Linked DNA regions of Homo sapiens: region 1 is linked to region 2. Evidence: chromatin loops called from intact Hi-C (ENCODE). Cell type or tissue: MCF 10A. All regions are shown on one strand.

Region 1 (5,000 bases), 230 kb before region 2:
TCACAAGATGATTTCATTCTAAAGATCAAAGAAGATTTTGTTTTGCCTTTAAGTATTTGAGTTTGCTTTAAAGTTCACTGATTCATGGTTTCTCACTCTATCGCATTCTGGGTCCCCTGAAACACAAAGTAACACAGTAAAAAAAGGGATGGTAAGACACCAGTTGTAACATGTCTTATCAATGCTGTATACTGATTTGGGAAGCAGTGTGTTACAGTAATAGTGTTTTGACTTTTAGAAACAGAGAATGGGTTTAAAACTTGGACCTGCCACTTAGTAGATGCATGATGTGATACTTAATCTCTTTTTGAACTTCGAAGACCCTTATATAAGAAAATGGGGTCATGTATTCTTTGTATAATATTTTGTGTATGAGTTTTCCTCCTAAATGATACTAGAGTGTGTTTGAAATTAATTAGCCAAAATGATTTAGCCACTCCCCTTTTGACAGATTTTTGAGGGGTTTCTGTGGTTTTACTATTAAAAATATATACTACTAACATTAAAATCCTTGTATTCTTGTTGTTTGTGCAGGTTACTCTGGATTAGGAATGATGAAAGGTAGAAGGGTAGAAAATGTAGTCTCATTATTAACTGGAAGACATTATTAACCATGGAACACACTCTTTTTGCATGCATAAAAATCTCTTTCTTTTCATGAAAAGCAATTGTGGGCAGAATGGAGCAGCTATTTCCTCAGAGGGGAGTCACTCTATCAGACAGAGTTAGTCTTTTATATTTTGTGACTCTGTCTTTCGAGCTAAGGCAGAGCAATTGTTCTTTAGCACCCCTTCCTCGCTTTTTCGCTATATACAGAAGTATCTTCCTATAGATTAGATATAGATGATTTCCCACTTGGACTTAGTAGTTGCTGAGAACACTTAATTTGGTCTATCACTTTTCCTTTTTTTTCTGAGCAAAAGTATCTTCAAAGAACTAAAAAAAAATGTAATTCTAACATGAGGACGGTCTGCTATCTTATCTTCTGTTTTCCAATTATATCTGCCATCTCAGTTTTAAGATCAACAAAGAAGGTGGATAAAGCACTTGTGAAATTATCAGCCACACTGAGACAACAGTATTCTCAGAAGTAGGAGTTAAGGGGTCTCTGAAATAAGAGATTAATTTATTTTTAATCTCTGTCTTTTTTAAGGATTGGATTTTTGACCAATCCATTTCAACAGGAATGATCTCAGAGATAGAATGTGAGGTGTGCAGCTCTCTCAAATGTTGATCATTATATTTTATATCATTTTGTTAATTAATTTATATCGCTTTTTCTTACCGAGTTTTAGCACCTTCATGTCCTACAAAGAGATGAGTTGATAGATATCAGGTTATCTTAGACTACACATTCCTAGAATAAACTTATATTCTTCAGTGAACTTCTGTTTTTACTTAGGAAGGTTAGGAAACGTAACTAGATTATGCAAATCTGATCTGAACAAAGATTTGAAGATATAAAACGAATGAGGTTAGTTATCATCCCCACCTGTCTTATAAGACATTAAGAAGGAATATTATCTATTCAGGGGGTAGTTTAAGAAAAACTGGCCGAGGAAAGAAAGGAGGACCCCATGAAGGTGCTGGAGGATCAGGAGGAAGAATAGAACAAGAGGAAAAAGGCAGTCAGCTTAAGGGAGGCCAGGAGGGAGGCTGATCAGAGTAAGGTCAGGAGAAAGGGAGAAGTGTTTAACTTAGGATTTTAGGTACTCCATGCTTTTATTACCTTTTCTAAGGAGTTCTTAAGGGAATCAGTTTTAGAAATTTCTTAAGTTGTAGAGGCTACTTCAAAAAATAAAAAACGCTGATCATTGAATAGTTGAAATTTTGAAACTTCTCCTTTCCTACGGCATATCACAAAGGATTATTTTCTTCATATTCCAAGTTTTTCTAGTATTATCAATAAAGTTCAAAGTTGTTCTTAATAAAAGCCTGCCACAGTTTAAGAAGCTGGATAGCAGCCCACAAGTACATTGATTCAAAATAAGAGAACCTGAGCATCAGGCTCGTAGGTTTACCATCACTGTCTCCAATGCCTGTCTTATCCATGGGGGAGACCCATTAAGTAGCGAAACAGTGCAAATGAAAAAGCTTACACCAAGGACAATTAAGATGGAAGAATAAAAGCTTAGATAGTGCTTTCAAGCAAAGGGAGCAGAACAGTGGTCAGGAGCAGGACCAGCCCAACTGTCTAGTCACTGGGACTCCAAAGAGAGGAGACATCAACAGAGTGTCTGGCATGATGAAATGCCAAGCACCCAAAAACACAGTCCTGATCTGAGTCTTGACATTGAAACCCTGGAAGAAAATCAGTCAGAACAATATAGGTAAAAATCTGGAAGACGGAGCTTTTATTGAGTTTAGCAAGAGGAAGTAGTTGAAGTTCACCTAGTTTTGGGAATAGTTGCTCAAAGATGATTCTTGTATATTCACTGCCATTGTTTGAGGAATTTGGATTATGTCAACAGGGTGAGAAGGGGCAATTGGGTGAAGGTCATGTGCCAGAGGGGATGGGAGGAAGAGACAGCTGTAGGGATCAAGCAAATGAAAGAGCCGTAGTGGAAAATTTAGTCCTTCACTCTCTCTTACAAAGTGGATGAAAATATTTATTGAATAAAGGAATGAAAGAATGAACAATAAGTATAAGAAGTAAAAATAGAGTGCAACAGGATTTCACAGTAGTGACCATTACTCCAGTTGGGGCTGCTTACGAATTCATGAAATAGTTGACACATGAATTACAAGTTGAAGGATAGACAGTATTGGACATTTGAGAGAGAAGAAAGCACAAATAATGACCAAGAAGTGAGAAAAAGTAGGGAAGGGATAGGGAACAATAAGTAGCAGATTGTTTTTCTAGATGTATTTTTTAAGGTTAATGAAGTAAGTTCGAATGAAATAAGAGGGTATCTTGAGTCCCTATTTAAGGATTTTAATTATGTAAATAATAAATGACTGTGATATTATCTCTCAATTAGGTAGGATTCATATGAGCAAGATGCCATTTGGTTAATTTTGTTCTTGAGAATGTAAATTGTAGTTCGCTTTAGTTACCAAAAGGTGGCAAAGTTACATGCTTGATAGTAGTTTTAAAGTACTAGACTGCTTCCCAAACAAGCCCTCTGATTTTTATTGAGTCTGTGTCAACACACATACAACATGCAAGATAACAACGGGCAAAAGCCACATTGAAGTTTGCTGTACTGCTTGTTGATCTCTGTTCCTGGCAATCCTGCAGCATCACAGCTTGCAATATTATGAATCATAGCCTTGCCTTTTCATTTTATTCTTTATTTAGTACTATAATTATCTAAATGAGCTTTGAAATTATGAGTTGAAGCTTCAGACTAGTCTCTGATTCTGCTATTCCAAGTATAAATTTGGTTCAATACTTTACATGTCTTAAAAGAGCAATGCAGTTTTTAAGAGGCAGTTCAAATTCTCACCACCTTCTTTTCTCTCTTACAGCTTCTCAAGGAATAACTACTGTCCTGAAATTAGAATGACTTTTTTCTGTATGTTTCTGTTTTAATTACTTATTCTGGTTAATGCCTCCTAACAAAGATCATCAGGAAATCTGTATTTGAATAAGTTCGGTACATTTCGATGATGGAGAATGCACATCATAAGAAAGCGTGGAGCACCTCAGTAAGAGGGTGTTAGAAAGGATTTATTACAGATTTGGACTTGCATTAGGTAAGTCTGGGAGGACTCAAGGAAGTGGGACTTTGCTCCAAAATGTTTACTGTTAGGAAGCAGAAGTAATTCTATTATTGAATGTCTTATCAAATCTTACCTAAAAGAAGGGAAGAATAGGATAAAACTAAAGCTGTAACCGGTAGAGAAGCAACAATCACTCCTATTAGCTGGGAAGAGGAAATGACATTCAGTAGAGAGAAGAAAGCATAAATAGAGGAGATTTGGTCATACTTGTGGTTTGGATAATATTCCTGGTTTGCCTTCGTTTAATATGAATTCAGACTTGTTTTTATTTTGGCCTATAATGATCACAAGGTGGCTTTGTCTGATGTTGATGTAAAATTACTTATGTTAAGTAGAAGAATATTAAGCCTATGTCATCAGTCTCATAAAGGTGAGTTCCAGGCCAGACCCTAGTTGTTAGTGTTAGCTTTGCTCACACATGTCAAGGGCTGCTTTTTGCATATATTTATATATCTACATCTAGTTGCATATACTCTATATCATTTGGGCTATGTATCATTTTTTGTGTTTAAATGTATATAAATGTTATCATACTGCATGCGTGATCTCTAATAATTTGATTCTTAAAATGTTCATTCTTAGAGGGGTGTGATGGCTCATGCCTGTAATCCCAGCACTTTGGGAGACCAAAGTGGAAGGATCACTTGAGGTCAGGGGTTTGAGACCAGTCTGGGCAACACAGCAAGACCCCATCTCTACAATATAAAAATAAAGATTAGCTGGGTTTGATTGCATGCAATTGTAGTCCTAGCTACTTGGGAGGATCACTTAAGCCCAGCAGTTAGAGGCTGCGGTGGGCCATGATTGCACCACTGCACTCCAGCCTGGGCAACAGAGCAAGACTCTGTCTCAATAAAATAATAAAATAAAATAATAAAATAAAATAAAATAAAAACATAGCATAACATAAAATAAAATAAAATAAAATAAAATAAAATAAAATAAAATTGCTCTAAACATATTCAGTTTGCTTCTTTTTGACTGTGTGTATGGTTTTCCATTATACAAAAAGCCTCCTAAATATACGTGGACATTCAATTTCATTATGCTGTTTTGCTATTATAGGTAGTGCTGTCAAGAACTATAACTATGAATATATTTTTCGTACATACATATGGAGTTCTTTAGGGTGTTTATTCTAAAATGAAATTACCAGATTCTATAGGATGGACATTTCAACTTTACTAAATATTGTCAAGTTGGTCTCCAAAAATTGATTGTATAAGTTTTTACTTTGTCCTGCATTGTTGCAGAGTTTGTTTTCCTGTATCTTT
Region 2 (5,000 bases):
AGAAGCAAGACCCTTGTTAACAGGGGAATTTGAGTAGTTTTAGCTCACCCGTGGTTACCCTGTTTTATTAAGTAATAGCAACACTTTCTTTTTGTGTTTTTTAAAAAATTGTGATTATATTAGTGTACACTTTTTCCAGCAATATTTTTGTTATTTTTTAGCAACATATTTCCTTTATTCAGCATTATATTTCTAAGAAAATATTTACAAGCCAAGAGTATGTCTAGTGTTTCTATTTTTTCACATAATATATTAAAATTTTCAACACATGAATTCATATATTTATCATTAGTGCCATACTTGGTTGTAGACAACTTTTATGTCCATATACTTCTTTTTTTTTTTGAGATGGAGTCTTGCTCTCTCACCCAGGCTGGAGTACAATGGCACAATCTCGGCTCACTGAAACCTCTGCCTCCCAGATTCAAGTGATTCTCCTGCCTCAGCCTCCTGAGTAGCTGGGATTACATGCCCGGCTAATTTTTGTATTTTTAGTAGAGACGGGGTTTCAACATGTTGGTCAGGCTGGTCTTGAACTCCTGACCTCGTGATCCACCTGCCTCGGCCTCCCAAATTGCTGGGATTACAGGTGTGAACCATCGCACCCAGCCTATATACTTTTTTTTAATTTTGCTCTCCCCCAAAATCTTTTACTTGTCCTCATCTTTTCCAACAAATGAGGAATCATCATCTTGTAAAATCTTGAGATTTGTCAGTTTAAAAATGACATTTAACGTCAATACTGTATTATTGTGAACAGTTGCCTTTTATTTGTCATATTTTTATTTTTAGTTATCAGTTAATGTATCAAAACCCAATAAATCATAATGATAAACACATGGTAAGATATATTTCCTCACAAGACAAACCTTACATTCACACTATTGTTCATTCAACAGATGTTTGTTGAGTGTCTACTGTGTCCCAGGCACTATTTTGAGCCTTAGAGATAAGCAGTAAGTAAAACAGACAGAAAGTTGAATATATTTCCCCATCTAAGCACAAGAGCTCATGCTCTGATTTCTATTAATTTTAACTGGTAATAAAATAACTCTGGATAATATGACATGATAAACTTATCAAGAGTGTGCTTGCCTTTCTATTGCAATTTTCATGACTATCATTTTGGGGCTTTAGACATTATGTAAACCTGTTCCATTTAAAAAATAAATTTATGGAACATAATAATCCAGTTTTGGTTATGTTATTTTTCTCTTAACTATTTTTAAAAAAGGACATTGAATACTTTCAATACTCTTTTACCTTCTGCAAAGTAACAATACATAGTAATACTGTATTTGTTATTTCAATGGGCTATTTTTATTTTACTCTTTAAAAAAAGGTATCTCCGCCAAGTGCAGTGGCTTACTCCTGTAATCCCAGAACTTTTGGAGGCCAAGGTGGGCGGATTGCCTGAGCTCAGGAGTTTGTGACCAGCCTGGGCAACATGGTGAAACCGCGTCTCTACTACACAAAAAATTAGCCATGTGCTGCGGCGTGCACCTGTAGTCCCAGCTACTCTAGAGGCTGAGGCAAGAGAGTCGCTTGAACCCGGGAGGAGGAGGTTGCAGTGAGCCGAGATCATGCCAACTGCACTCCAGCCTGGGCCACAGAGTGAGACTTTGTCTCAAAAAAAAAAAAAGGAAAACAAAAACAAAAACAATTTATCTCATATGACAGGATTTAAGATTTTCTTCCTCTATATCTAAGGTAACATATTTTCAGCCCTTACACTCACTGCCTGAAGATTCTCTGTAGCTTTATCTCTGTAGCTCAGTGTAGGAAACCAGACTGTTTCACAGATCATTTTATTCTGATGAAATCATCCTTGCCAATTGAGATTGAAGTATTTAATCATTTCACAGTGACACTGGTGATTTTTATGAACCAAACCACACAGTGAACACTTAGATCGTATTAACATTTCACATATGCTCATGAATAAATTCCTCAAATCATTTTTTGTTATATAAATAGATTTTATATTTTAGAACCGTTTTAGGTTTCACAGCAAAATTGAGGAGAAAGTACAGGGATTTCTTACATAGCCCCCTCCCCAGCAAGTGGATAGACTCCCGTTATCACTACCTCACCACCACCAGAATGGCACATTTACAATTGATGTATCTACATTGACACATCACAATTGCCCAAAGTCTACAATTTAGATGAGGATTTTCTCTGGGTGTTGCACATTCTTTGGGTTTTGCCAAATGTATAATGACACGTATCCACCATTATACTTTCATACAGAATAGTTTCACGGTTCTACAAATCCTCTGTGCTCCACCTATTCAGCCCTCTCACCCCCCCTACACTTGGCAACCACTGATCTTTTTACTGTCTCCATACTTTTTCTTTTTCCAGAATGTCATAGAGCTGAAACTACACAGTAAGTGAATGACCTTTTCAGATTGTTTTTTTTTTTTCAGTCATATGCATTTAAAATTTCTGCATGTCTTTTCATAGCTTGATAGCTCATTTCTTTTTAGTGCTGATTAATATACCATCGTTTATCTAGATGTGCTGGGGTTTATATATCTGTTTATCTACTGAAGGACATTTTGGCTTCTTCCAAGTTTGGGCAATTTTGAATAAAGTTGTTATAAGCGTAACAAATCACTTAAAAAGAATTTTCCGATCACAACTTGAGCATAGGTAGTTTTGGGCTATAATGCTGACAACGATGATGATGATGATGACTGCATATTTTTGAGTAATTTACATAATGATTTAGTAATTTTCTCTGCATTAAGCTATACACTGTGTAATTTCCAGAGCCTACTTGATTGTAATGTTTTTTCCCTTTGCAGTTGTAGTGATAGTATGTTCAGGTGTTCATTTTCTTCCCTTTGACTTGGTGTTCTCCTGCCTTAGTGTTGTGGTTTATAGCCAAGAGCTATTTTCCCCTCAGGAAAATTGAGACATTTTGATTGCACAACCGACATCTGACATCTAGTGGTTAGAGGCCAGGGATATTGTTAAATGTCCTATATTATACAGGACAGTCCCCTTAACAAAGAATGATCTGGCCTCAAGTTCAGTAGTGACAAATTCGAGACACTCGGATTTAGATATCTGGCTCATGTCCGGTACCCCACTCATTCATGCCTTTGGCTATTTTATTGACATTAGTAGGTGTGTCTGGCTTATCATCTCATTGTTTTTTTAAACATTAGGAATAGTACCCTGTCAGAGTCTAAAGTTGAAGATCAAATAAGTCTTCACAACACATGTACTCCTGAGATCTCCTTTGATTCCAATATAGAAAGAGTTCTTAACACTGGATATCTATGAGAATCACCTGCAGTGATTTTAAAAGTATAGATACAATTAGCATGAGAGAGGCCTGAGCTGCTTTTTCTCTCTCACATTAACCAGATGATCCTAATGTCTGGCCATGGTGAAAACCATTATTAGAAGTTGCATTCCCTCAGCTACTGTCTATCTATTGAAGCTTTGTTTAAAATCACAGGATTATTAAACTCTGAACTATTTCTGCCTTTGATAAAATTTAAAGATACTTCCTTTGTTGTTAAAGTGGGAAACATGATTAGATTGCTACTCTTTAAATTCATTCCAAGATGAGAAAATACTACCAGAATATATCACTGTGAAATATAAGGTTCTGAGCTAAGACTTAGCAAACTATTTTTATATCCTGTGCCTTGAAACAGTGAGAAACAATGACCTGAGTTCAATCTGATAGAATATTTTTGGTTATAAAGAGACTTTGGATACATCAGAACATCCATTTTATTCATTTCACTAAAGTTTAAATGTGCCTCATATCTGAAACTCTTCATTATATCATAACATTCCATTCAATATGTGGCATATGTTTTCATCACTTAGTTCAGAGACTCAGAGACTTGTGCAATCAGAGTCAGCTGGCTTCTTTTCATCAATGCTGCTGACTTCCAAGGTGTTATTTTTACCTCTACTGGTGCACATCTGCTGAAGTTGCCACAGAAAGTCTAGACCTCAACAGGGTGTGATTTTCTTAGACATTAAGTCTAAGTTCATAGGAGTTCAGATGAAAAACCAATTACATTTTACAAGTTATTTTCAAGTTAAATACACTGCAATCTCAATGGCTACATAATCAAGAAGCAATATGTCACCTTTTTCTAAAGAACATGAAACCTTGCCTCTTGTAGTTCTGTTTCAATTTCTCTACCAGATTTCTAAAAGTGATTAGAATATCCAGATTGACATCAAAACAATAATTACATGTGGTTTTATTTAATTTCAAGTGATAAAGAAATAATTCGTAACAATTTTGTTGAATCAAATGCTAACATGTGGTAGGATCTCAAGAAATTTATACTGAGTAAAAACAAAAATCAAGCAGGAAATATAGTAGGAGGATGCTTGTTTTGCCAGACATTTGCATGTTCTGATGAAATGCTACTAAAATGATTATGGGATAATGGAATATGTCAGCTATTAATTAAATATATAGCACCCAATCTTTATCATTTTATACCAATTTTACTATCAAAGATCAATGAATTAACTAATTCAAATTAAGGAAGTTTTACTGAATTTTTTTTTGTGGGTCAAGAGGATTTAGTCAGCATTTTACTATATGTGAGTGATCCTAAATAATGACCAAAATGAGAAAGGCCAATGAGGCCACTTTATTTATGTAATTTCTACAGAACTTATCTTCCCTTCCTAGAATTACTATAAATTAAAATTCAGTGTCTGTTCAAAGCAATAAATACCAAATGGGACAGAAATAGTTTCCTTATGTCCATACCTACCCTTTGAAAGTACAAAGTAATACATTTTTATTAAATCAGACTATCTCCTCTCTTTGAGTTACTGCTTACATTTCCTGCTAAGTGACTTTATATAGAACCTTCCCCTTGTTTACATCATAGCCCTATGAGAAAATTATCATAATTTCCAGCTCGCAAATTACAAAAGTGACTATGAGGGATTAAGTGATATGTCAAACTAGTGACTAGGTCATCTGATTTCAAGTTCAGTAG

Evidence for each region. Hi-C counts contacts between places; a loop is a spot of excess contacts. Peaks named below come from ENCODE experiments on the same cell type or tissue, not always from the same donor. Only the 100,000 strongest peaks of a DNase experiment are listed, where the experiment ranks them.
Region 1: it touches region 2 in a loop (9-fold over the local background); 6 of 110 quality-filtered maps call a loop at or near these places.

The regions. Positions count from the first base shown.
Region 1 is chr4:175,890,162-175,895,161 of GRCh38, reverse strand. It overlaps a transcript of GPM6A not described here. Among named protein-coding and RNA genes, the nearest start is that of GPM6A, 80 kb to the right of the region's middle. In MCF 10A, a CTCF peak has its summit at 3,058; no DNase peak of the experiment used is centred here.
Region 2 is chr4:175,655,729-175,660,728 of GRCh38, reverse strand. All of the region lies in intron 3 of GPM6A (glycoprotein M6A), which reads left to right. Among named protein-coding and RNA genes, the nearest start is that of GPM6A-DT, 130 kb to the left of the region's middle. In MCF 10A, no CTCF peak of the experiment used is centred here; a DNase peak (open chromatin) is centred at 2,928.